Regions from separate parts of the Mus musculus genome. Here region 1 is linked to region 2. A link is a loop called in an ENCODE intact Hi-C map of the cell type or tissue named here. Cell type or tissue: left cerebral cortex. All regions are shown on one strand. Links, peaks and the distances in the headings refer to the core of each region. The heading gives the core; the rest is flanking DNA.

What was found. A loop is a pair of places that touch in the nucleus more often than their neighbours do. Peaks named below come from ENCODE experiments on the same cell type or tissue, not always from the same donor. Only the 100,000 strongest peaks of a DNase experiment are listed, where the experiment ranks them.
Region 1: a loop joins it to region 2, with 5 times the contacts of the local background. A loop is called at or near these places in 5 of 42 quality-filtered maps.

What each region holds. Positions count from the first base shown.
Region 1 is chr14:19,882,229-19,894,985 of GRCm38, forward strand. It overlaps Gng2 (guanine nucleotide binding protein (G protein), gamma 2), which reads right to left. Exons shown (of 4, transcript NM_010315.4): 3 at 9,058-9,173. The coding sequence starts at 9,144. Among named protein-coding and RNA genes, the nearest start is that of D14Ertd670e, 50 kb to the left of the region's middle. In left cerebral cortex, for the core only: no CTCF peak of the experiment used is centred there; a DNase peak (open chromatin) is centred at 5,520; H3K27ac peaks cover 1,154 bases.
Region 2 is chr14:19,931,991-19,944,747 of GRCm38, forward strand. The region is part of intron 2 of Gng2 (guanine nucleotide binding protein (G protein), gamma 2); the gene reads right to left. Among named protein-coding and RNA genes, the nearest start is that of Gng2, 39 kb to the right of the region's middle. In left cerebral cortex, for the core only: no CTCF peak of the experiment used is centred there; no DNase peak of the experiment used is centred there.

The DNA.
Region 1 (12,757 bases), core at 1,757-9,756, 50 kb before region 2:
CCAGATCTTGGTTCTTAAATACCATTCTCTAAGGAACCAGGGCTCCCTGGAGGAAAGGATGACTCCAGGGCTGAGAAAGAAATAAGAGGAGAACCTGCTTTTACTCCAAACTAGGCAAATGCTCAAAGGAATGAGGGATTCACACCCAAAGGACAGAGTAACCAGCTTTTAGCCTGTGCTAATTTAAGATCAAAATAACAGATGACAGGAGCTGGAGAGAGAAATGGTCGAGTGGTTAAAAGCATGGCTGTTCTTCCTGCAGACCTGGGTTCAATTCCCAGAACCCACAGTGCTGCTTATAGAGGATCTGGTACCCTCTCTGCCCTCCATGAGTGCCAGTACAGAAATACATGCAGGCAAAATACCTGTACATGTAAAATAAATAATAAATTAACCAGGATTATAAACTATTGATTAAGTGGGGACACCTGAGTCCATAGCAACATAATTAAATATATTAAGAACAAACAAACAAACCAGGATGTTTTATGAGGAAGAAAAGAGTGTCACACAATCTTGAGCTACCTTTCCCAAATTTCAAGATACCGAAGAACTGCAAAGGGAAAAAGAATTACTTCTCATGGAGAAACTGTGAGGATGCCACCTTAGTCAATAGTCAAAGTTAATGTCACTAGTAAGTGGCAGCTCAAAATCAAGTCCCACTTGGAGGGGGGCAACAAAGAAACACTCTATGTGGTCAAGGATTTCTAACTAGAATTTAATCAGAACAAAATATCAGATAAGGGGGACAGCAAAACGTTCAGTGGGTAAATATCTTTGTTGCCATGCCTCACGACCTGAGTTTGATCCGCAAGGACCACATAGTGAAGGAAAGAAATGTCAGATGAGCCCAAACTGAGTGACCTTGCATAAAATAAATGGACCACAATCTTAAAAGTGTGTCAAGGTCTCGAGAGAAGCTGTGTCACACAGGACAGCTAAGTGCAAGACAGGATTTTCAATCAGGTCCTTTTGCTAAAGAAATTATGATTGGGGTCATTTTTCATATTTAAATGGAGTCTCACTATTAGAATGGAAATGTGTACCACTATTGACTCTGACTATTACACTATAACCATGGAGAAGAATGTCCTGAGTAGCAGGAAATAGACATTAAAGCATTTGAAGGTGGAAGGCCAAGCTCTTGTCACTGTACTTGTGACTTGTCAACTGACATGTTTCCAGGACAGAAATAACTTTACAGAAGAAAGAATGTCATCATTTAAAAAAACACATTTTTAGATTTATGGATGTGTGTGTGTGTGTATGTGTGTGTGCCACATGAGTGTGGATACCCAAAGGGACCAAGACAAGGTGCCAAATTCCCAGAGCTGGAGTCACCGGTAGCTGTGGGTTGCTTGACCTGGGTGCTGGGAACTGAGCTCTGATCCTCTGTAAGAGCAGCAAGTGCTCTTAGTGCTAAAGCCAAGGCATCGCTTAGCCCCTGCTTTGTTTGTAAAGTGGGTTCTTATTGGTCTGGAGCTCTTCTGTTAGCCAGGGTGGCTGACCAGTAAGCTCCAAGGATCTGCCTGGCTCCTGTGTGCTAGAATCACAAGTGCACACCGTCACATCTGGGGTGAGGCTCAAACCCAGGTCTTCAAGCTTGGGTGGCAAGAACTTCAGTAACTGAACTTTCTCGTTCTCTACTCTGACAGTAGCATTGAACTTCCCAGACTGATAACTGCTGAAATCCAGGTCACGGCTCACCTCACCAAACTCAAAGCAAGGAGTGAGGAGAGGGAGACTCTAGACAGCCACTGGACTACAACCATCGGCTCTGAAATAATGAGAAACTATTGTAAGCAGACAGATGCCTTGATGTCTCTGAGAACTTGCAAAAGAGACAGCTGTCTATGAAGGTAGAAGCCAGACCGCCTGTCAAGCTGACATGGAATGAAGAGCTACAACTCCATCTTCATTACATCCTGACATTGAGCTCCATCTTCAAATTGATGCCTCAGAATCCATAGGAGCCATCAAGCAAAGAAATACACCCTGACAGGTTGTCATGGCCTCCGCCCATGTGAAGTTGCCTGTGCACTAAAGGTTATCAGTCATGATGTCACGTCCTCAGCTAGTTTGCCTGCATTAATGCAGTTACCCAGGGCTGCTTCAGTCTTTTGTGTAGTTGATATTACAAGCTTACACCACCAGGCTTAGTTAACAGTCGTGTGTGTGTGTGTGTGTGTGTGTGTGTGTGTGTGTATGTATGTAAGGAAGACCCTGCTTTCACTGATAACTGGGCTATTTGAAAAATTTAATTTCTCAGGATTTAAAACTTCTAAACTTTTGTAAAAGGTACAAATTGAGAATCTCAAAATATTGGACCACCTTGCTTTAAATTTTTTTAAATGAAAAATGGAATGTGTGTGTGTGTGTGTGTGTGTGTGTGTATGGCTAAGACACAAGTCAAAACACAAAATTCATTTATATTTCACACCTCATGAATATAGCCTGAAATTAATGATTTACAGGATTTTTAATGAGCTTATGCTTTTACTATGACCCTTCAATTGAGGTCAAGTGTGGAAGTTTCTCCTGGTGGCACTGTCTTGGTGCTTAGCAAGTTTTGGATTTGGAAATGTTTTAGGCTTTCGAATTTAGATGCTTAGTGTATGGTGCTTCCCCAGTGGCAATGTAAAATGCATAGGGATAAGTATATACGTGGTGCTGGACCAATAGTTACTGAGTTCTTAAATATTTAATCAGCCTTCCTCAAATAGAAGTTTCTCACTCATCTCAATGCAGACCAGAATTTAATTGAAAAGCTTTTGCTTCATTTCCAGCAAGTACAATAAATTAAAGCTGGCCATACTTGAATGTCTATAAGGCTGTTGTATGTTTTACTGATTTTATCATCTATGAAAATATTCTGAATTGACCCACAAGGAGGAGTTTACCTTATTCTTCCTAATAAAATTGAACATACACTTTGAAGAAGGGACCTTAAAGCTTTTAATTCAAATGCTGGAAAAAATATTTACAAAGCCCTAAACCGAGGCTATGTGTCCATTCCCTAGCACTATGCATATCTAACTAGCTCACTTCTTAGATGTCTCTCTGTCTCTTTGACTCTGTCTCTCTCTCTATGTGTGTCGCTGTCTCTGTCTATCCTTCTCTCTTTCTGTCTCTCTGTCTCTGTCTCCTGCCTCCCCTCCCCAGCCTCCGGATCTTGCTATGCAGCTCAGGCTCCCCTCAAACCTGTTTTAAACTAGTTCATTTCTCAGTACAGCATTCTCTGAAGTTCATTTCCTATGTGGTAAGGGTCTATCATCAGAAAGATGATAGAAATTAGAAATGTTCAGACTTGACTCCCTAATTAATGTATTCTTCAATTATTAAAATCATCCTGTCATTTATAATTTTCGAATTGTTTTAAAAGGTACACTGCAAATGGTGTTTACTTATAATCACACCATCCCACAACATCTGACTTAGACCCACCTCTCCTACTGTCACACCATCACACACCATCTGACTTAGACCCACCTCTCCTACTGTCACACCATAGCACACCATCTGACTTAGACCCACCTCTCCTACTGTCACACCATAGCACACCATCTGACTTAGACCCACTCTCCTACTCCTTTTCATCTGGCATTTGAATTCTCTCTGATTACTGCAGTTTTATTTAGCTAATTACATTCATACTTAGAATTTTCAAAGAATCACAAAGGACACAAAAACTGTCTTTGACCTAAAGGACCATGTAGTCTGTTCGGATAAGTTTAATTAATAAAAGTTACTTAGCAAATTTGGTAGGAATACAAAAAGATTAATAAACAGATGAAGGGTTAAGCTAACCTTTAATGAGGAAATATAATTTACATGGGCAAAAAAGGGGTGTGGAATGGAGTGGGATGTTCCCAGTGAGGAGCCCAGAATGACCAGGTAAGTAGGAATTTACACAACACATTACTAGAGCAAGAAGGAGAATCCGTTGAAAAGGTATACTAGAAATATTTGAGAGAAATAAGCAATCTTGAAATTGTTATGGGGGTCAATTTATGAGTCTAACCATTTAAGAACCAATCAGTTTCTTCATGTTCCTGGCCTTGGATTTTTCCCCCTCTTACCTCTAGATTCCTGATTGTAACATTAAGAGTGGCCACTTTCAAAGATCACCCTAGTTTACAACAGTTCCTGGCTCCTTTTTTATTCTTAATTCCTAGAAATCAGGATTTTATGCTGCAGCTTGATTTTGATCACAGGTGATTAAAGTTAGAGATGTCTTATTCTTCCTAACCAGAGATGTCAGACTAAGGCGGTGAAACTGGAAAAAACATGGCCAAGTCTTCCTGTTACCTTGGGAGCTGAGGGTGGCCATCTGGTATCTGTCATATGCACCAATCAGCTGAGAAATTCACTCTTCCCAGGAAATACAAATGGCAGGAGAAGCAATGGCTCATCGTGGAAGCCTCCCAGTTCCCAGTGGCTCCAGTCATCCCTTTAATTGCTGACCCTTCAACTGCATTTCTGCCCCTGTATTCTATGATACCTTGTGTCTTGTATAAATAATCCCCTCTTTCTGCTTAAGTTAGTTTGCTTTGGGTTTCTGTTTGATACCCGAAGAGTCCTAATATGGTAATAACAAGATACTTCCTGAAACCCTGCTGTCCTCTACTTCTGTATGTGTCCCCCACCTGCATTCTAAGGATAGATAAGCTTTCCCTTATTTCTCTATTAGGCTTTGTATATTCCCTGCTTTAGAAATCTGAGCATCACCATTCACAATCCCTCTCTATGCCTTTGCTTTGACTCCCTGGCTTTTACTCCCTATCCTTGAAGGAAATGCTAACAAGGAAACAGAGAACACCTGGGAAGGTCATTTATATATGCCTGGGCTTATGAACAGATATGGGCTCCATTAGTCTGAATCTCCCAGGACATACGATACAAAGGTTAAAAAAAACAAGAAAGGTTTCAAACTAAAAAGTGTTATTCAGGTCCAACAGAACAGGCTGGGTTACTCTGGGGGCCACCTGATGGGTAAGACACCTCTTGCTTATGGGATCTTTGGGAGTTCCAGTGGTAGCTGCACCCTAGTCCTCTTACCAAGGGTCCTCCTCAGGTCACCTTAGCTACAGCTGGTTCTTCAAGATGCACATAAAGCTATTGTTTGATGAGGTAACATCTATAAATGGAAAATTAAAAGCCTAGCATTGTCCAAAAAGTCCCCTCTTAACCAGGCAGTGGTGGCACACCTTTAATCCCAGCACTCAGGAGACAGAGGCAGGTGGGTCTCTGTGAATTCAAGGTCAGCCTGGTCTACAGAGCAAGTTTCAGGACAGTCATCGATACACAGAAAAACCCTGCCTAGAAAGCCAAAAACAAACAAGCAAACAAAAGTCCCCTCTTGCTGCTGGAAGGCTCAGGCCTAAAAAAATAAGTGAAGCAGTTAGAAATCTCAGAGCCCTTGAAGGATCCCTGAACCAGCTAGCTGAGAACGGTGTCAATATAGTCACAGTGTTACCCAACAGAGAAACTAAAAATAATTTGTCATTTCACCACAGAATGCCTGGCTGGCTGTGTGGTACAGAACAAATGCCAGAGTACAGGCTGCTGCTGTATTTCCATCAACAGAAGGTCTGATGACATCAAGAAGGACTCAGAGATGCGACTGCGAAGTTCACTCGGGTAGTGGCCACTCCGTGCATGGTTCATTGGGCTAAGCCTTGCATGTGCTCCCCACACCCCCCATCTCTCAGAAGCTATTTATTCATGTCTCTTCAAAGAACACTCAGGGGTTAGCTTTGACATCTTTGGAAACTATCCTTCCTGGATATTTTTGCTTATTCTGATAGCAGGTCGTATCGTCCATGTCTACCCCTCACATAACTGAGGGCATGAATCCTATCTGTTCATTTCCAAATCTAATGAGTGCCAGCAACATAGAAAATCTAAAATATGTATTAGACAAATAGATGAACAAATGAACAGATGAAAAACATCTGAACGTCACAGGGAAGGTCCTGGAACGCTTCTTTGAGAACCTATTGATTGGCCTGAGTCCTTAGGGAGTCCGTGCTCCCTCATGGAGTGCTCCCTCATGGATTGCCTCTCAAGGAGTGCCATTTTCATTAGTAAATCAAGAGTGGAAAGGGAGAAATGGAGGATGTTCAAGGCACTTGAGTCTCCTTTCGAGGGAATCAAAGGTAGTTGATATGACATTGTGGGCAAAAGGAAGGACATGAAGCTGAAGAGATGTGCAAGGGAACTCCATGGATTCCATGAACATTTGAGATTTGTTATTTAATGAATGGGGATCTATGGAATAATTAAGTTCTCTGTGGGAAAGGAACACAATGAAATTTTCTCCTGGAAAGTTTTCTTGGCAGGAGTGTGACAGGTGACTGACAGCTGACAGATGCAAGCTGAACTGGACTGCAGGGACCAAGCAGGAACCATTGCAGTCAAGGATGCAGGCATGGAAAAAATGACCTGGTGGAAGAGGGCATTTCAGCATGTGCTCCTTCAGGACCAGTGTCTAGTGATTGTGAAGAGTGGTGGGTATGCCAGTTACAGCAGAGCTTCATAAAACAAAACTCCTGTTTCTCAGGATGATGATTGGTGGAGAGCCTTGGTCCCTCATAAAGGAAATGAGTGTCTCTCTCTGATACAGCAGTCCCTGGGCCACCTCCCTTCTCCTAGAGGTTAAAATGCTCACCAGTCTCTGTATTTTTTTTTCCAGTAAAGGAATGAAAAAGAAGAAGCAATGAAGGAGAAGGAGCCAGAGAGTGACAGAGGAAGAAAACACACAGGAAGGAGTCCTTGTCTCACTCACAAGCTAGGAAAAATAAACACCGCAGAAAACAGAGAGGGACGATGGTGTGGCCCACCTCCAGGAGTCATAGTTTACAAAGGAAAATGCCCTGGCTATTTGCCTAGCTTCTTTATGAAGGTAGATTAGCGCTCTCTTCACTATCCAGGACCGGGCAGACAGAGGGAGGAGGTTCATACGCCTTGCTCTGAGGTAGCAGGTCTTAACTGTAGCTATATGTTGGAATTAACTGAAGATTTAAAAAAAAAAAAAAAAAAAAAAAAGACTGATGCCTAAACCCTAAACCCAAGAGATCCTGATTTAATTGGCTCTCCTTTTGGCATGTTTTGGGAATTGATCTGTTTATAGAGTCCTTTGAGTGATGTGAACATAGAGTGGGCAGAGAACAACTGCTCTAACCAGCAGACTCGTTTTGTTAAGGGACAGAGGGTCATTATTTGGAGTTTTGTGGCCTGTGTGATCTCTGTTAACACCTCTATTTTATGGCCAGAGTGTGACTGGAGCCACCCACAGAATGTAAGTGAATGAGTATACACGTGTTTCAATAATACTTTATTTATAAAAACAGCGTGGGCTGGACTTGGGTCCTGAGCCACATTTTCTTGCCTACTGCCCAGTCCAGTGCACCCACTAACTGATCTGGACTTTTTAAGGTATAGAAGAGAAAGTAGAAAAATGTCATGGTCTTTAAGAAGGCACTTGGAATAATGTTCTAGTTTTATTTTAGTACAATGAGATATGTTTCTGAGTTCCGTTTCCTAAAGTGTTTCTAAGGAAGTGAAATTATGGTGACTGACAGAAATTTACCACTTGGGCAATCCAACTTATAATAGCTGTCTATTCAGTGACAGTGGGGCTAGCTTTACATTCAAAACACGCCAAGGGTCTGAACACTGAAATCTGGGGCATGAAAGAAAAAGTGGATTACTGATCTTCCTTAGACATCCATGCGGCTTGGCCTCTTAAGGGAGAGCAAGAATGACTTTGTATGTGCACGTGGAGGCCAGAGGTGAATGCTGGATATTGTTCTCCATCTCTCACAACCTTAGTTTTGAAACAGGGTTTCTCACTGAATCTAGAGTTTTCTGTTTCTGTTAACTGGCAGGTTGTTGAGTCCTTGAAACCTGCCTGTTTCTGAGCACTACCACATCTGGATGTTTTCTTTTTGCATCATTTATTTATGGTGCCTCCTTACCGTGCACGCGCGCTCGTGTGTGTGTGTATGTGTGTGTGTGTATGTATGTGTGTGTGTGTGTATGTGATGTGTGTATATGTAGTATGTGTGTATATGAGTGTGTATGTGTGTGATGTTTGTATGTGAGTGTGTGTATGTGGTAAGTGTGTGTGGTATGTGTAGTATGTGTGTATGTGTGTGTTTGCGTATATGGTATGTGTTGCGGGGTGTGTGTGTGTGTGTGTACCACAGTGCACATGTGGAACTCAGAGGGAGTCAGCTCTCTCCTTTTACTCTGTGGGTTCTGGAACTTGAACTCAGATTGCTGGGCTTATTATTGATCAACTTTACCACTGAGCCATCTTGCAGGCACCCAAATTTGACTTTGTGTGGGCATGCTAGAGATCCAAACTCAAGCCCAGACGTTTGAAGGAAGGTACTTCATTCACTGAAATGCCTACCTAAGCCTCAAGTGTGAAAAAAAAAATCAGTAAGATAGAAAGATGAAAACTTGTCAGTGATGAATGAAGAAAACAGATTAGACTCATAAAATCAGCACTAAATTTGAGATACTGAATGGCACTTCCAAAATGAGAAGATCTTTATTGGGTCTGGAAGTTGGCTAGTGGATTGATGTCTCAAGTGCCCACCCTTTGCTTTGGCTGGAACTCAGCACAAGCCCATTTCTTTTTGCTGTGGTATTTATTTGTTTGCTTGTTTATGTTTTTTAAGACAGGGTTTCTCTGTGTAGCCTTGCCTATCCTGGAACTCGCTCTGTAGACCAGGCTGGCTTCAAACTCAGAGATCCACCTGCTTCTGCCACCCAAGCATAAAGATTGAGGCCATGTGCCACCCTTGCCTGGATTGTTTCTGACTCAACATAGGGACCCCACTTCAATGCATATCATCATTTGATGTTGGAGAATCCTCAAGAAAACAAAGATACCTTAGAGAAATTAGTATCAGTGGAATTGTTAGAACCCTCTCATATTCTTTCTGATATTACCCATCTCTGTAGAAAACCAATCAAATGGCAGTTGGCTGCAAGACATTTGCTCCTTAGTCAAGTTAGATGAGCTACAGATTACGTCATCTTCACCTTTATCCTGTCGATGTTGGCTTCCATCTTCAGCTGTTCTACCAGCTTCCTGGCTTGTGCTATGCTGGCGGTGTTGTTGCTGGCCATTGGAGCGTTGGATGGGGTCTTCAGAGACTCTAGAAAACACGGAGGAAGACTGCATCAGAGAATTCACAAGCTGCCACGCACACATTTCTTCACAACTGGTGGACCTCAAAACACTGCTGGTAACCAGGCCTGATTCTCCAGCCACCTGTATCTCAATCAGCATCATGTATAACTTGAAGGCATTGATTTCCCATTTCTGCTCTGCCCCAAAGAGTTTACCTAGTCTGGCAACACACACACACACACACACACACACACACACACACACACACACACGTATATATGATATTAAATCATCTTAATTTAATTTATAAAATGCCCTGGAATTGGTAGCATTCTGGTACACACCATTACTGTGTGGCTGCTGTGGATATGGGTTCTCTATTGTCCGGGGCTGGGTGATGTGTCCTTAGAGAATGAGAAGAAGGCTGAACAGAGCAAACACAGGCAAATTCAATTTTCTTTCAGTTCTCAACACTATTTCCAATATTCTATCAGCATCAAGCTCTACTCTGCTGTTCAGCTGTGACCACCTCAAACTGCTTACCATAGAGACACTAAACTGGGACGGCAGGGGCGGTGGGGAGTGTGGGGGTTGACTTTCCAATGCCACTGAACTGCACATTGTGAAGAAAAGTCCCTAAGTACTCTCTGACCTGTGTCTGAGTTCATAGCTCTTTGCTCCCAGTTGTTTTTCTTAGTCCTTCAGGGACACAGCCACAGTGGCCAGGGGAGACAGAACCACATCTCAAATGCTGAAGTGTGCCCTCTACTCTGAAAGGGAAGTTCTCTGCCAATGTAGATCAAGCGACTGTGTCTCTGCCGGAGCTCCCAGCCCCCCCCCCCTCCTGTGGCATGGCTCCCACACGCTTTCAAACCTACCTTAAATTTTATTTCTCTTCTACTTCTTTCTTGGGCTATAGATCATCTTACTGTTTTCTTACTGTTCTTTTTTTTTTTTTTCCTTATTTTAAAAAATCATTCTGTTTCATGTTTGGTGGTGTCCTCCCCCAGCTCTGGATTGGGTCTGGCTTCTCCTCGAGGTTCTACACAAGATCATTTAAAGCTGTCCCTGGAGGTTACTGACATTTGATAGGGAGCAATATCCAAGAGCGGTAATTTAACTAGCATGCCCGGCCCAGGACATGAAACACAGCACATGGTCAACACTGGTCCGTTCTTGTTCTGGATCCATTATATTAAAAGCTAAAATGCTGGCTCACTTTGGGAAATGTTTTTATGTAAGAATGGAACCAGACCAGGCTCTTCTCAAAAATGAACAAGGGCACATAGGAAACCCAAGGGATGAAGAATAACACATAATAGGTCATAGACAATTTTAACCACCACTTCAAAAAAAAAGACTATAAGTGATCTCTTTAGTATTAAGAACAAAAGTCTATAAATTATCTCTTTGGTATTTTTCCATGCATAATTCCTCAAGATAAAAGAGGATATTTCATATAATTCTCTGTCAAGTTCCTTCTGAGACAGTTTATAATGAATGCTGAAAACAGCCCGCCCAACATTTGCAGTGTAAACGGGAAGGCAATTAACTGTTCCCTCAACTTTGTTTCAAAGGGTTTGGAGGCAACACAGTGAGGGAGAAATTGAAGCTATGTCTGAAGGAGCAAGAAGCTCCAAACTACCATCAGACACTTGAAGATAAAGTGAGGGAGAAATTCCTGTCAGAAAAAAGAAAAAAGGCTTGAGGGATGATTGAATGGGTAAATGAACTTGCAGCCTGACGACCTAGGTTCAAACCCCTGAAGGCCCACATGGTGGGAGAAGAGAAATAATGATTCTTGCCAGTTGTCCGCAGACCTCCACATGTGTGTCTGGAACACACACACACACACACACACACACACACACACACACATGAAATTAAAAACTGTGATGGTTCATCAGCATGGTTAAGAACCTGGTCATTGCATAGGGATATTATATGTCCAAAATCCAATAAACCATTGACAGCCTAGCAAAACTCTATAAAGCCAGAGGATTGACTTCCAGCCAGCCTGATGAAGACAGCCATGATCTCCAAGTCCCTGGACACTCTTCTATGAAGCTAACGTTTCTGCGAACTAGAATTCATTCATTACATTTGAGTGCAGATAATCGTAGGATTACTGAACCTTCACTGGGCCTGAAAGAGATTTGGAAGTCTGGCCAGCTACTCTGCTGCATTGAATCGAAACTAAATCATACAGTAACCTGAAGTGCAGACCATAATTTGCCCCCCCCCCCCAGTACCCTTTCCTAGTAATGGTATCTTTTCTTTCCATTTCTTTTTTGTTTTGTTTGTTTGTTTGTTTGCTTTTTGGTTTTTTGAGACAGGGTTTCTCTGTGTAGCCCTGGCTGTCCTGGAACTCACTCTGTAGACCAGGCTGGCCTCAAACTCAGAAATCCACCTGCCTCTGCCTCCCAAGTGCTGGGATTAAAGCCATGCGCCACCACGCCCGGCTTCCATTTCTTTTCTTATGTGTATGTGTTTTACATGTTTTTGTATGCTCATGTGCCGTGTGTGTGTGTGTGTGTGTGTGTGTGTGTGTGTGTGTTTGTAGGCTAAAGGTTAATAAAGGTTAATGTCAACTGTTCATTACTTAATTTTTTGAGTCAGAGTCTTTTATTGAAAACAGCACTTACTGATTCTTCTAGGCTAGCTGGCCACTGAGCCCTTAAGGATCCTCCCAGTCATGGGATTACAGGTGCATGCCCTTGTAGCCAAAATTTTTACACAGGTTCTGGACTTCATGCTTATGTGGCAAGCACTTTACCAACTTAGTCATTTCTCAAGCCCATATCGTTTCTGTTTCAAAGATTACAGGAAGCCTGGACCCTAGCTGGGTACTGTCTGCTGAATGATCCATTTTCCAGCCTCCTTTGCTACTCGATATGATTATCCAAGCCTCAGCTAATGAGACACAGCAATGATGTCCTTGAGAAGGAGTTATCCCTCACTGTCATTTCTCTCCTGTTTCTGGTCATCTTCAATATTCCAGGATGAGCAGAATCTGCATTTTTTCCCACTGGTTTTAAGCCTTAGGGCTTAAGTTTAAATTTCTTTTTAAAAAAAGACCCATTTAAAAGAATTCATGTGTCTCTATGTGTATTTGCACATGCATATATGTATATGTGGAGATTGAAAGAGAATGATAGATGTCCTAGAACTGAAGTTGCAAGCATCACCCGAGTTGGGTCTGGGAACTGAACTCAAGTCCTCTGGAAGAGCAGCAGGTGCTCTTAACTTCTGAGCCATCTCTCTGGGCCAGTGTAAAGATACCACACTAGCTGTGGACTGGCCACCTTTTATGTGATAGAGAAACTATGGATATCTTGTTTATAGCACTGTTACTAACAGTTTCCCTCTTGCTGGCCACCAAATCAGCAACTGATTAAATGCTCCAATCTTGTCTTGGAAGTCTATATCCTGGTAGTTTTTCTTGCTCTGGAGGGGACAGATTTAGGGGACAGTTTTGCTGCAGTAGTAAGAATATCATGCACATTCACTCAGCTACCAAAAACAGCAGAAAAATATCTTGCACTTCTGGACAGTAGAGGTATGGACTGGGTCTCACTAGGCTAAAGGCTAGGTGTAAAGAGAGGAGGC
Region 2 (12,757 bases), core at 2,057-10,056:
GGCAAGTGCCACTTCCATCCTCTCCTGAGCTCTCCTTTAACGTGCCATTTTTTGGATCTATATTTCTGAAAACACTGCTCCCAGCAGCCTGAATGGGCTCTATACAGTATGGCTTCTCCTGCCTCTTTACTACCTCATCTCTAGCCCTGGTCTCTGGTCACACTGGTTTCTCTCACCGTCCAGTGACTACCTACCTACCTTAGGACCTTCGCATGCATGCTCTTTGTGACTTGGCTTCTTGCCTTGCACAATCCTCCCAGCTTCTCCCTGATCTCAAACTCAACCTTTAGACTTGAGCTCCTAGAATTTCTGAGATACTATTATTTCCTAGATATAGGATTTATATAATTTATAAATACCTATTTGTGACTATTTGATTGTTGTCTATTTCCCATGGTGGACAGATGTTCCATGTCCATGACTCTTGTCACTCATACCTAGGGACTCTTCTAGCTCCTAGCACACAGTGGCACTCATTATTGTTAGTAGATGAATCTGCAAATGAGTGGATGAATGGAAGTTGTTACCATCATATCACATAATCTAGCTACTCACCCTCTGTCTTAGTTTGGGTTTCATTGCTGTGAAGAGACACAGACCATGACAACTCATATAAAGGAAAACATTTAATTGGGGCTGGCTTATACTTTCAGAGGTTTAGTCCATTATCATCATAGCAAGAAACATGATGGCAAGCAGGCAGACACGGTGCTGGAGCAGAAAGGAGCCAAGAGTTCTATATCTTGATCAGCAGGCAGCAGAGGGGGACTATTTCACACTGGGCATTAATATATATATTAATATATATATATATATATATATATATATATATATATATATGACGTAAAAGCCCATCTCCTCAGTGACACACTTCCTCCTCAGCAAGGCCATACCTCCTAATGGTGCCACTCTCTTTTGCCAAGCATTCAAACACTTGAATCTATGGGTACTATACCTATTCTAACCACCACACCCTCTTTATAACCCTGCTATTCTCCACTAGTCCAGCACCTACTCTGTTATTCCATATTCTCTCTCACTATGCTCTATCCGCTATCTCTTCTTGTCTCCACTATTCTCTTGCTCTTCCGCTTCTCTATCACTGGCCATGGCCAGTCTGTTGGCATATTCAGTCTACTTTCTCTCTCTGATCTAAACTCTTCCAGATGCTTGTCTTCTCTCTCTCTCTCTCTCTCTCTCTCTCTCTCTCTCTCTCTGTATGTGTGTGTGTGTGTGTGTGTGTATGTGTGTCTTCCCCCCTCTTTTTCACCCCACCCCGACATCTACAACAAAAATTTTAACCATATTATGGAGTGGTCATATTGGCAGTTTTTTTACTGCAGCCCTTCACATGCACTGACATTCTAGACAGCAAGTGTTCTATGATTTTCAACAGGACACTTGGATCTAGCCAACTCAGTTTTCAAGCCTGCCCCCGAGTTGTAGATCCTGTCTTCACATTCTAAACTAATCTCACACCACTTTGTGCCAACTCCACTCTGGTAAAGACCATGCACTCGAGTTAGTGCAAGACATTTTGTTCTGGCCTCGGGGTGTGCTGCCGCCTCGTCAGGATGGGAGGTGGAGGCGAGTCCAGTGAAGGTCACTGGCATCACAAGAGTGAGGGACAGATATGTTCCTGAGCCTTCAGATTCAAGTCCTGCACTTGCAAAAAAGACTTCTGCCTTTTCTATTTGACCCAACTAGCTATTGCATTATTGAGCCAGACAGTGGCTCAAATTAAATGTCACAGGAGCACACCCTAACAAAAAGAAGAGGCCAGCATGCTGGAAAGCTGCCTATTATTCTCCTGTTAAGTGGGATCTCTGGTGAGTGAAGAAATGGACTGCTTTTGTATAGAAGCTTAATTTCCCCTAATGCTGAGAGCGCAGAGGGAAATGAGGTTGCACGTTATAGAATTTCCTATCGCCATTTTTGCTAGTGTGTTCCCTCCCATTCACAGTCTCTGTCTGCAATGGTTTCAACCCAGCCAAGAGTATCTGCCCAAATATGGCTAGAATTCCTCTTCCTTTTGGTTTAAAATAGTTGGAATATGTATCTCTTTTTTTGTATATGCGAGAAGAATGTGAATACAAATTGGCACCTCTAGATTCAATGCGAAGTCAGAGAGGCATCGCAGTATAAGCACTGAGAGCCAGTCTTTTCCATGGGTCAAGACCTGGCAGCAGTTGCCAGCCTGAATACAATCTAGGAGCCCCCAGCCTGGCTAAGAATGAAGGCTCGGGGGTCTCTGTAAAGGATTCCCCAGCAGGCTGTTTGCAAAATACATTCTACACATACAAGTTCTGTTTTCATGGGTGTGGGAAGATGGCAGTAATAGGTGGATTGCAAATTCACTTGAAATATTTTTCAGTAAATAGTTTTCCAAATCACATCCTGGGGTTAGGGATGTTCATACACTCAAGTACTTGTCACTCAAGTATGAGGGCTTAGTTCTATTCCTAATATTCACATTAAAAACAAAAGCTAGAAGGGGCCGTGTGAGCCTGCAATCCTGTTGCTGGGGAGTGGGAGACAAGAGGGTCCCTTGGGCTTGCTAACCCATCAGGCTAGATGAATTGGCCAGCTGCAGGTTCAGTGACAGAGATATTACCTCATAAGATTGACAGTGATAAGAGAGACACCAGCTATCTACTTCTGGCCTCTGCACACATGTGCACATGAGCACACACAAGCTCATCTCCCACTAGTTACTACACTAAGGTTTGAGAACTTGTGTGGAGAAGGGATACTTGCAAGAGCTAGTGATGACCTAGTGATGCTACAGGGAAATGAACCCTTCGCCTTCCCCGGTGAGACTGAAAGGTAGTCCTATCCCATGCACCTAAGCTCCAACAGGAAAATCCAGGGCATTGGTTAAACCAAGCAATGACTTAATCATGAGTTTATATTTAGAGAGCACATTTCAATTGACAAGTAAACTCACACATGATTGAGCATGATGCAGAAAATAGTCTGTGATGTCCTACCTCCTCGTAGGTCAAATAATCACATGAAAGAATAAAATCAAAATAGGGAGGCCAAGGGAGAAGGATCCTTATTTTAGTTAGGGTTTCCATTGCTGAGAAGAGACACCATGATCAAGGCTATTCTTGTAAGGAACAACATTTAACTTGGGGCTCTCTTACAGTTTCAGAAGTACAGTTCATTATCATTGCAGGCAGCATGACAGCATCCGGGTCAACATGGTGCTGGAGAAGGAGCCAATAGTTCTACATCCTGATCCAAAGGCAGTTGGGAGAAGACTGGCTCTTCCACTGGATGGAGCTGAAGCATAAGACCTCAAAGCCCACCCCCACAGTGACACACTTCCTTCAACAAGGCCACACCTCCTAATAGTGCACACCCCCTCCATAGGCCAAGCATTCGGACACATGAGCCTATAGGGGCCAAACTTATTCAAACTACTACAGTCCTGAAAGTTAGGTAGTAGAAAAGGAGTAGAAACCATTGTCTCATCGGAGAAGTCTAAGTTCTAGCAATTTCCATGATACAAGTGACAGCAATCGTCATCTCTGAGTTTGCTGGCTTCAAACTGTGAAGGGAGCTGCTGTTGGTCTAGGATGACACTGTTCGTGGCAGTGTCCTGCTGAGGGAAACCTTTCCTGTCACATGGCAGACCTAACCTCATAGCATATTTGGTTCCACTCTTCGTGAACATAACTAATATTCAAACCAAAGCAGCAAAGGCATCCATCCTCTCCAAGTGCGTGTTTGCTTTTAGCTGACTCAAAAGAAGGTAAGAGTTAATGTGCATACAAGTAGCATTATACTGAGTGGGTTTAATTTATATTTTTAGAAATATATAAGAACATGGAAAAAAAAAACCTAAAAGGTCATGAATTTGAAAGAGAGCAGGGTAGGGTAGGGCACATGGGAGTTAGCAGGAAGAAAAGGAAAGAGGCAATGTTGTAATTATATTATAATCATAGATATAACAAAAGGTATTCATATTCAGGAGAAGTTCAGCTGAACCAGGCAGAAGCACCTGGATGGCAACTGCACTGCAGCCTCAGCCTCAGTGACTACTAGCTCCTGTTTTTCAGTTGCTGACAACAGTTTTCACTGATGTGGTAAACAACCAGAAAGCACAAAGCTTCTCTAAAACCAAAACTACAGCCATCTCAAAGAAAATGTAAATCTTCTACAGACAAAACTATTTCAAATAAACTATTACTAACTCCCCAGTGTCTGAGAAGCAAGCCTAGGGTTTCCTGAGGGCTGGACTCATAGCAAAATATAGTTATTTGGGGATGTGTTAGTTACTTTTCTATTGCTGTGATGAAACACCATGCAGGAGAAAACATTTATTTGGGCCTTGCAGTTCCATGGATTGCGAGCCATGACTATCATGGCAGGAAACAAGATAGCAGGCAGGCAGGCATGGTGCTGGAACAGTGGTCCAGAGCTCACATTTTGAGATACAACCACAAGGGAGGAGGAGGGGGAGGGGGAGGGGGAGGGAGACAGGAGAGGGAGGGGGAGGGGCAGACTAGGAATGATGTGGGGCTTTTAAAACTTGAAAGCCCGCTCCCAATGACACACCTTTCCAAAAAGGCCACACTTCCTAATCCTTCCCAAATTGTTCCACCAAATGGGGACCAAGTATTCAAATAGAGATCCTATAGGGATGACTCTCATTCAATCCGCAGGGATCCACTCCTTCTAGTTCCTGGGTGAGAGGGTAAAAGGAGAAGCAGGGAGCCAGGATGGATTCAGACACCAGAGAGAGCTCAGCCCGCTCAACCTCCTACAGCCCATCCGTCTCATAGAGCTAGGCAGTTAAGTGGCCAATGTTAAGTCAACTACAAAGACCCAAAAGGCTAGAGCTAAGAGAGAGCACGGTTCTTTGGTATTCTCAGCATAAGCTGCTGATGGAGGCATTTGCCCACTTAAGAGTCCCCCTTCCCAGAAGACCCCAGCTTGTACCAAGCTGACAAAGATCTAATCAGCACATTCACCTTATTTTTCTGAGACAGGGTCTCCCATTGAACCTGGAGTTCATTAATACTGGTAGACTGGCTGGCCAGCAAGCCCAGGGATCCTCTTGCTTCCTCACTCAAGTATTGGAAAATTTCATTATAGTTTTAATTTGCATTTGTTTAGTCACTGGTCAGGCCAGTGAGTTGCCCATGTGTTGACTCGTTTTCTCATTTGATCAATTCATTTTTATCAAGTCACTTCCAGGTAGACAAGACCTACTTGGAGAGACCAGGCTCTGATCAACCACTATCCCCTCCCTGAGGAACCTGCCATCATTTCTCTACAAACAGCCTATGAACTTTAACTATCTCTTATTGGAAGCATCTGCCATCTTTTTAGCTTTGAATAAACACTTTCCATAAATTTAGACAGTGAGTATTTTTAAAATACACTTATCTAGTACATGTGTCTATGAGAGATCTGAGGACAGCTTGTGGCAGTTGTTTTTTTGTTTGTTTGTTTGTTTTTCTTTCTACCATATGGATTCTTGAGACTGGGCTAAGATAACTGGGCTTCACAGCAAGTGCCTTTACCTACTGAGCCATCTTGCCATCCCTAGACAGTAAGACTAACTTTTATATTGCCAATATTCTTTCTTAGTTTTGATGGTTTGGTTAAAATAATTTCAATTTTTATATAGTCAGTCATATACAAAATAAAAATATTTAACTAATAGCCAGATAATGTTATAAACCCAAAATATTTAAATAAAAGATGTTTAACACTTCTTTTATTGGATAAATTAGTGACACCATTGTGTTTGTGTGTGTGTGTGTGTATGTGTGATTTGCCAACATACTGCAGATATTTTCAAATCTTTTGCTGAGTTTTCACAAATTGCTGTTCTGGGGCTGTGGATGTAGCTCAGTTTGCCTAGCATGTAAAATCCCAGAGTCCCATTTCCACCCACAGCCCAAATGGGTTATGGGGACACAATTCTATAACAATGGTACGTGGGAGGTGGAAGCAAGGTCATTCTCATTTTACATAGGGAGGCTAGCCTGAGCTACCTGAAACCCTCTCATAAAACTTAAAAAAAAAAAAAAATCAAATTTCTGCAGTGACTTTCACTGCTGCTGCAGTTGTCCAGCTAAGTGACATCCTAGTCAGAGCACATGATATTGAGACTCACCCTTATACTGACAGTTACTGAAACTCTAGTGTCTTTTGCAGCAATGTGCACCACAGAACTACCAGACAGTGCACATCTGGATGCTAGGACCTCTCAGCAGACCTTTGCCTCACTGGTTCTTCCTCTGACCTTGGAAAACAGCAGCACAGGGCCACCTTGTTCACAGCCTGCTCTCCTCTTCTCAGATCCTGGGCACCCATGGGCCTCCTTTGTTGCTTTGGGGCACAGAGTATCTGCTGTAATCCACATCTGCTTTGGCACTCTCCACAGGTCCATTACTACGCTCCTGGCCACCAATGTGTCACATCATTAGGTGCTTTAAATCTTAGTGAAGAGATACATTCTCACCAACTCATTTTTGTGTATCAACACTAGAGCTCCGCTGGTCTATATGGCCCCTGGGTACCTCCAAACAAATACTTTAATTAAATGATAATTCAGAAAAGTCATTCCCGAGGTTTATCATGCTTAGACAGCAGGTCGTAAGCATTTTTCATACAATGGAGATGGTTAACATGGCAGGATGTGAGAATGTGGGGGTATCATGTTCTGCATTTGAGTTTTATATGTACTGACTAGCTAACCCACACAAATAAATGCCAGAGTCTGCCAGGAGCGCATTTCAGTGCCAGTGGGTACAACTGCACCGCTATTCTTGTTCAGTCATGAAAATGGTGCTACTCCTACTGGCAATTAGACAGTAGATCCAAAGGCTTTTATAAATGGTTATAAAAATATTACATTAATTGATTTAGCTACATGCACGTGTCAGGGTGTGTGTGTGTGTGTGTGTGTGTGTGTGTGTGTGTGTGTGTGTATGTATGCATATACATAAGCCACAGTACACAGGCAGAGGTCAGGAGACAATTGAAGACTGGTTCTCTCCTCCCACCATGTGGGTGCTGGGGATTGAGCTCAGGTCATCAGGTTTCGAAGCCAGTACCTTTACCCACTGAGCCATTTTGCAGGCTCCAAAACAGCTTTAAGGCCAAGCCTGTCATTTCAAAATCCTGAACATTAGAAAGATGAAAATTCTCTTTGTTCTGCCCCAGACTTATCAATATCTCCGTGCAGAAAACAAAGGAAAGGATTTCTCTAAGTAAAACTTTTACATCTGTGAGGACAATATTTCCAAAGCGCAGACATAGAAAGACAGCCACATGTCCCTCCAATGTCACAGTCAAGCCCAAGCTTGTCTGACATTGCTCACTGCTATGTAGGACATCTTTTGATTTAATGTGTATTAGAGCCACCACTCCAGAAAGGTAGAGGTCTACTTATAGACTGACAAATTGTCAGTTAGTTTGGCATAATAGAGATGCAAATTATGTGAATGAGGAAATTACCCAAAAGGTTGTAGCTGTCCTGCTCTGTAGGATGTGAAATGGTTTTTATATAACAAGGCAACCATACTTACAGCATTCTTTCTTGTTCCTCAGAGTATTTGAGCTTTAGGCTTCTTTAAACCAGACTTTGTATAGATTTGCCCTCTAATGTGTTAACTAAATATTTGTCATGTTCTATTATATATGTGTGTGACATTTGTCTCATGTACATATGTACACACACACACACACACACACACACACACACCAAAATTTCAAAAGAAAAGATGTCCGTCTATGTAGAGAATGACCAGGGGGCTGTGGGGCATATGTACTAGGTAGATACCAGGTAATATATATCACCACCTGCTGTCATAAACACAGAAGCCATAAAGTCCTTCTCTTCCCTTCCATTTCCAATCTCATTAAATATTATCTTGGTACCAGTGAGTTTTGCCATCAGGAACTTGATATGAGTAATCCTAAAGATGGGAGTTTAGTTTTTCATGATAAACATGTAAATTAGCAGCGCCATGTGGTCCTATGTTCCTGTGTTCTAGGGACCTGCTGTATCTATGTTGTAATGAAATCTCTACTTCTTCTATTAGGTCATATATTAGAGCTTGTCTGCTGTGCTCTGCCCCATACCATATGCCTCTTCCAAGAGAAACCACAGTGAATAATCCACAGAGAAGATATGGTTTTATTTATTCATCTATTTTTTTAAAAGCTGTGTGTGTGTGTGTGTGTGTGTGTGTGTGTGTGTGTGTGTAAATGTAAAACCAGCAGGGGGCGTCAGATCTCCTGTGGGCTATCTGAGGCAGGTGCTTGGAACTGAATACAGATCTTCTGTAACAACAGGAAGCACTCTTAATGGCTGAGTCATCTCTCTAGCCACTATGTGTTTGTTTTTAATTTCCAATGCTATGAAGTCTGGTGCTATTATAAAATCCAATAATTACAATACATAACTGGAAAAATGAAACAAAATATTCATCAAAAACCAGACTCTTTTTAAAAAAATTATTAGATCTAAAGAGTCCAAATTACTCTATAAAACACAAGCTTTTCGACTAATATAAAAACTCCTAAGTGCTCAGTCTCCAGTGGTATACTCACTTAGGAAGGCCACTGTGTCTGGTACTTGCTAGAAAGGCGAAGCTTCTGGCCCCATCCCAGACTCACAGAAGCACAGCTTCTGAACTAGCCAACAGGACTGGAGTGGTTTGCTACATGCTAAACTTTAAGATTCCCTGATAGGGGAGGACTAGAAAGCAGGATTCACAATATTAGATGTCAAAGGGTCCAGGTCTATATAAAAACATAAACCTGAGAAGAATGGCAGATGTCTCAGAAACTGCAGCAAGGATATCCCAACAGAAGCACACATACACAATCCCTTCATGAATGTATACACACACACAAAGTGTGCATTTACACACACGTCGTACCCCATGCATCCTACACACAGCTCACTGGCCAGCAAGCAGCAGGATTTATTACTTTTTTCAGATGCAGACAAAATCTTTCAACTTAGAGAAACAATGAATAACTTTCCCTGCCAACGACAAATGCAGCATTGCATATTAAATCCTAAGTGTCTGAAGCTCTGTTCTCCAGCCCTTGGTTTTGTATGATAATCTACATTTCTATCTGTAACTCTATCTACCGCACACCATTTTGAATTGTGGCATTCTACAATGGACTTTAAAGACGAGTGTGTTTAATCTTCCTCGACTTCCATGAGCTGTTTCAGAAATTAATTCTTATCGACTAATTTTAAAGTGAGTTTGTTATCATTTAGACAGTATCCTTTCTATCAGTATTTCTATTGAAATTGTTAAATTGGTTCATATTAATTAACTTGGTGGTGGAATAGAAAGATAAAAATAGGTTCAGTGGCTGCAAGTTCGGAAGAAAGATAAAGAGCCTGAGCCTAGGGAATAGCTGCAACAATGTCTCCCTCAGGGCCGGCCGCTGAAGAAATTAATAAAATAGCATGCAGATTGCTGGGAGGACTGCATTTGTCCCCAAGAGCTCTTCAGCGTGTCCACCCTTTCTCCCCTCTGCCCCATTAACAGTTATCCTTATTCAAATTAAGACAGGAATGAAGAATAAAACATTTGCAAGCAATACATTTCTCCCTTTAGAGTTGTTTGGCCATGACAGAAGAATTATAAATATTGTTGTTGTTTTAAATCAACATTATTTTGGGAAGAGATGAACTATGGGTTATATAATTTAGCATATATAACTTCTGATCTCTCAGCACTTTCTAAAATTTTCAATATGTTCAAAAAGAGGCTTCATTGTTATGGTTTTTTTTTTTATGTTTTGGGGGAGATTTTACTTCTCATGGCAACAAAATTAAGCTAATTGGGGCTAGAGAGATAGCTTGTGGTTAAGAGCATTTGTTCTTGCAAAGGACCCAGGTTCTACTCCCAGCATGCACATGGAAGCTCACACTGTCCAGAACTCCAGTTCCAGGGGATCTGACACACAACTCTGTGACATCTATGAGCACCAGAAATGCACATGGCACATAGATATACATGCAAGCAAAATACTCATATACATAAAATATACATCTAAATTAAAAAAAAAAACAAGATAATTAATATAAGCCTCAAAGGAGGGGCTGTCCAGAATTTGTGATGCTCCAGTCAGGAGCTGCAGGGCAGGAATGGATTGGTCGGGCTACCTCTTCCAAACTTCCCTGTTGCAAACTCACTTTTGCCAGATGGGTCAGGACCAGACTTGTGTGGCACAGAGAAGAGCGGCATTCAAAGCGCAAGCCTCATTCCTTGGCAATCAGTGTGTTCTTGGAGGTCTCTTCCATAGAAGAGATATGTTTACAGACAGCTCAGCAAAGACCTGGTCAGGAAAGTCTGGACACAGCTACACTCCCTTCCCTCTGCCCCCATCTCTCCTCATTTCCTTCAGAATGTCTTTAGGAGGTAGTGGTCACTCGCTCAACCTATCTTATCTCTGCCAGTTCCCTAAGGTTTTGCAGCAGGAGCGTATAGGGGGAGAGTTGACCTTGGCAAAGTGCTGCTGCTGACTGCAGAGATGGCAGGGCTGGTGACAGGCAGCAGAGATAGGCCTCATTAGGAGCGTGGGCCTTCTACAGTGAATGAAGCATTTGCAGTCAGTTCACATCAAACCGTTTTTAGTTATTTTTAATTCAGACAAAGGACTTTGCCTGGCCCTTTGTGGCTATTGTGCTTCTCCCATCAGGTTTCTGTGGGAGCTGTTGCTTTAATCTCTCTCTCTCTCTCTCTCTCTCTCTCTCTCTCTCTCTCTCTTTCTCTCTCACTTTGTTTCACATGACTTGCATCTTTCACTTTTATTGAGTGAGGATGAAGAAGCCCATAAGAAGCCCATGAGACCACCTCACCCTCAGGGCGACTCTGTTGGAGCAACTGTCATCTGACCCTGGTTACTGTCCCTGAGAGGAGGACCTGACCAGAGGCCCCGGTGTGGAGCAGCAGCTGTGTGGAACCTGAGTGCAAGTCAATGACTACTTAGGGTGGGTGGGATATGTTGAAATCTTTCTCGAGTTTCCCCAAATGAATAGCCATCTTGCTTGGAAATTTAGTTTCCTAAAAGTACAATTGCAGATGTTAATATCAATGCCTTGGGGGGCTCATGGTCCTAACAGTGGCTGCACTGGAAAAGAAGTATTTGGAATGTCATCTGGCCTTACTTTGCAGAGGTTTCAGGGTTTCTTCCACACTGGAGTTTGAAATGTTACCAGTCCAGCTTCAGCATCTTCCCTTGGATGCTAATTTACATGCATATGTCATGTCTTTAATGAATCCTAGGAAGACTATCTATTAAGTTATTGGGTTTTTAAAAAATTATCTGTTTTATTGGCTCAAGTATTAACATGCCCTACCATTATTTTAAAGTTAAGAATCTATATTTGAAAAAAGTTAAAAACAAAAACAACAACAAAAAAAAACCAACTATGTCTCACTATAGGAATGGATCAACTTGATCTGGATTTTTTTAGAGCTTATTTAAGCCATCTAACTTATTTGATCCTATGATTAATAAACATGCTTACCTAATTAATTAGCGAGTCTAATTAGTTCTCCATATAACCATGCAGTCCCTTTGTTATTTCTAAAAAAAATCCTCAATTGTTACATTGTGATTTTCTACAACATAGCTTTCTTTTTGTTCTCTCTCTCTCTCTCTCTCTCTCTCTCTCTCTCTCTCTCTCTCTCTCTCTCTCTCCTCTCTCACGTAGACTGTTATTCAGATGGTGGGGTTTTATAGCCTGTTAATTTTCATTGAGACTTTTTAGTGATTTCAAATCAGATCACTCTAAAGTTCACTGGTCTCCTTTCCCTATTCTTCTGTTCTCTGGAGTCATGGATTTTAAAAATGAAGTGTATATTTTGGAAATGTCCTCTCAGACTCTGAAGGCTGAGTGTACGTTAATATGGGGTATTTGTTGGATTCTGTTGGCTTTAATAGCCCAAGGAATGTCATCCACACCCTTAGGCCATTAGTGTCTCAGAAGTAACCATGTTCTACTTACAAATTCCAGCCTTTAGTAATGAGCGCATATAAAACAACTATAGATTGCTTTGCATGATAACAAAATTCCTTCAATAAATGATAGTCCTTATCTAACAGCAGTGTACATCCTGCAGGTTTGTCAGAAAATGAGCTTCTAACCAACAGATAAGATTCTGCTTCAAGGAGCATTTACACTTAAGTATAATAATTCATCTCCTCTATTCAGATTGCTTTTAGCAAAACTGTGGCTGTTTGAGAACCGAAAAAAATATCATTCTTGCTCACAGGCAGCTTCAAGCATCCCTGACAAGCACTGTGACACTGGCCGGAGCCCATAGCGGCATAACCTTAAGCATACTATAGTAACATATTGCATAATACATGCATATGGAAATATTACTTTAAAATATCTGGAGAAAAATAAGGAATCTATATTTAATTACTCTGGATGAAGGAAAAGTCCCTGTGCGAGGCAAGAAATGAAGAAGCCACACAAAATAGACATGTGACTAAAGATAAAAACAAAAAGAAAATCATTATAACTAAACTAAAGAGCAGTGGTGGTCAGGGAAGTAGATAACTGTATTAAATGGGGCAAAGTATGATCATCACCCAACTAAAACTCAATGCAAATGGAGTCAGACAACCTTGTAGAAACACAGACAAAAGGTAAGAAATGACAGCCCACAAAAGAAGAAATGCAAATGACTAATTAAAACATAAAAATATTCTCAGCCACCACAGATTTCAAGAGGACACAAATCCT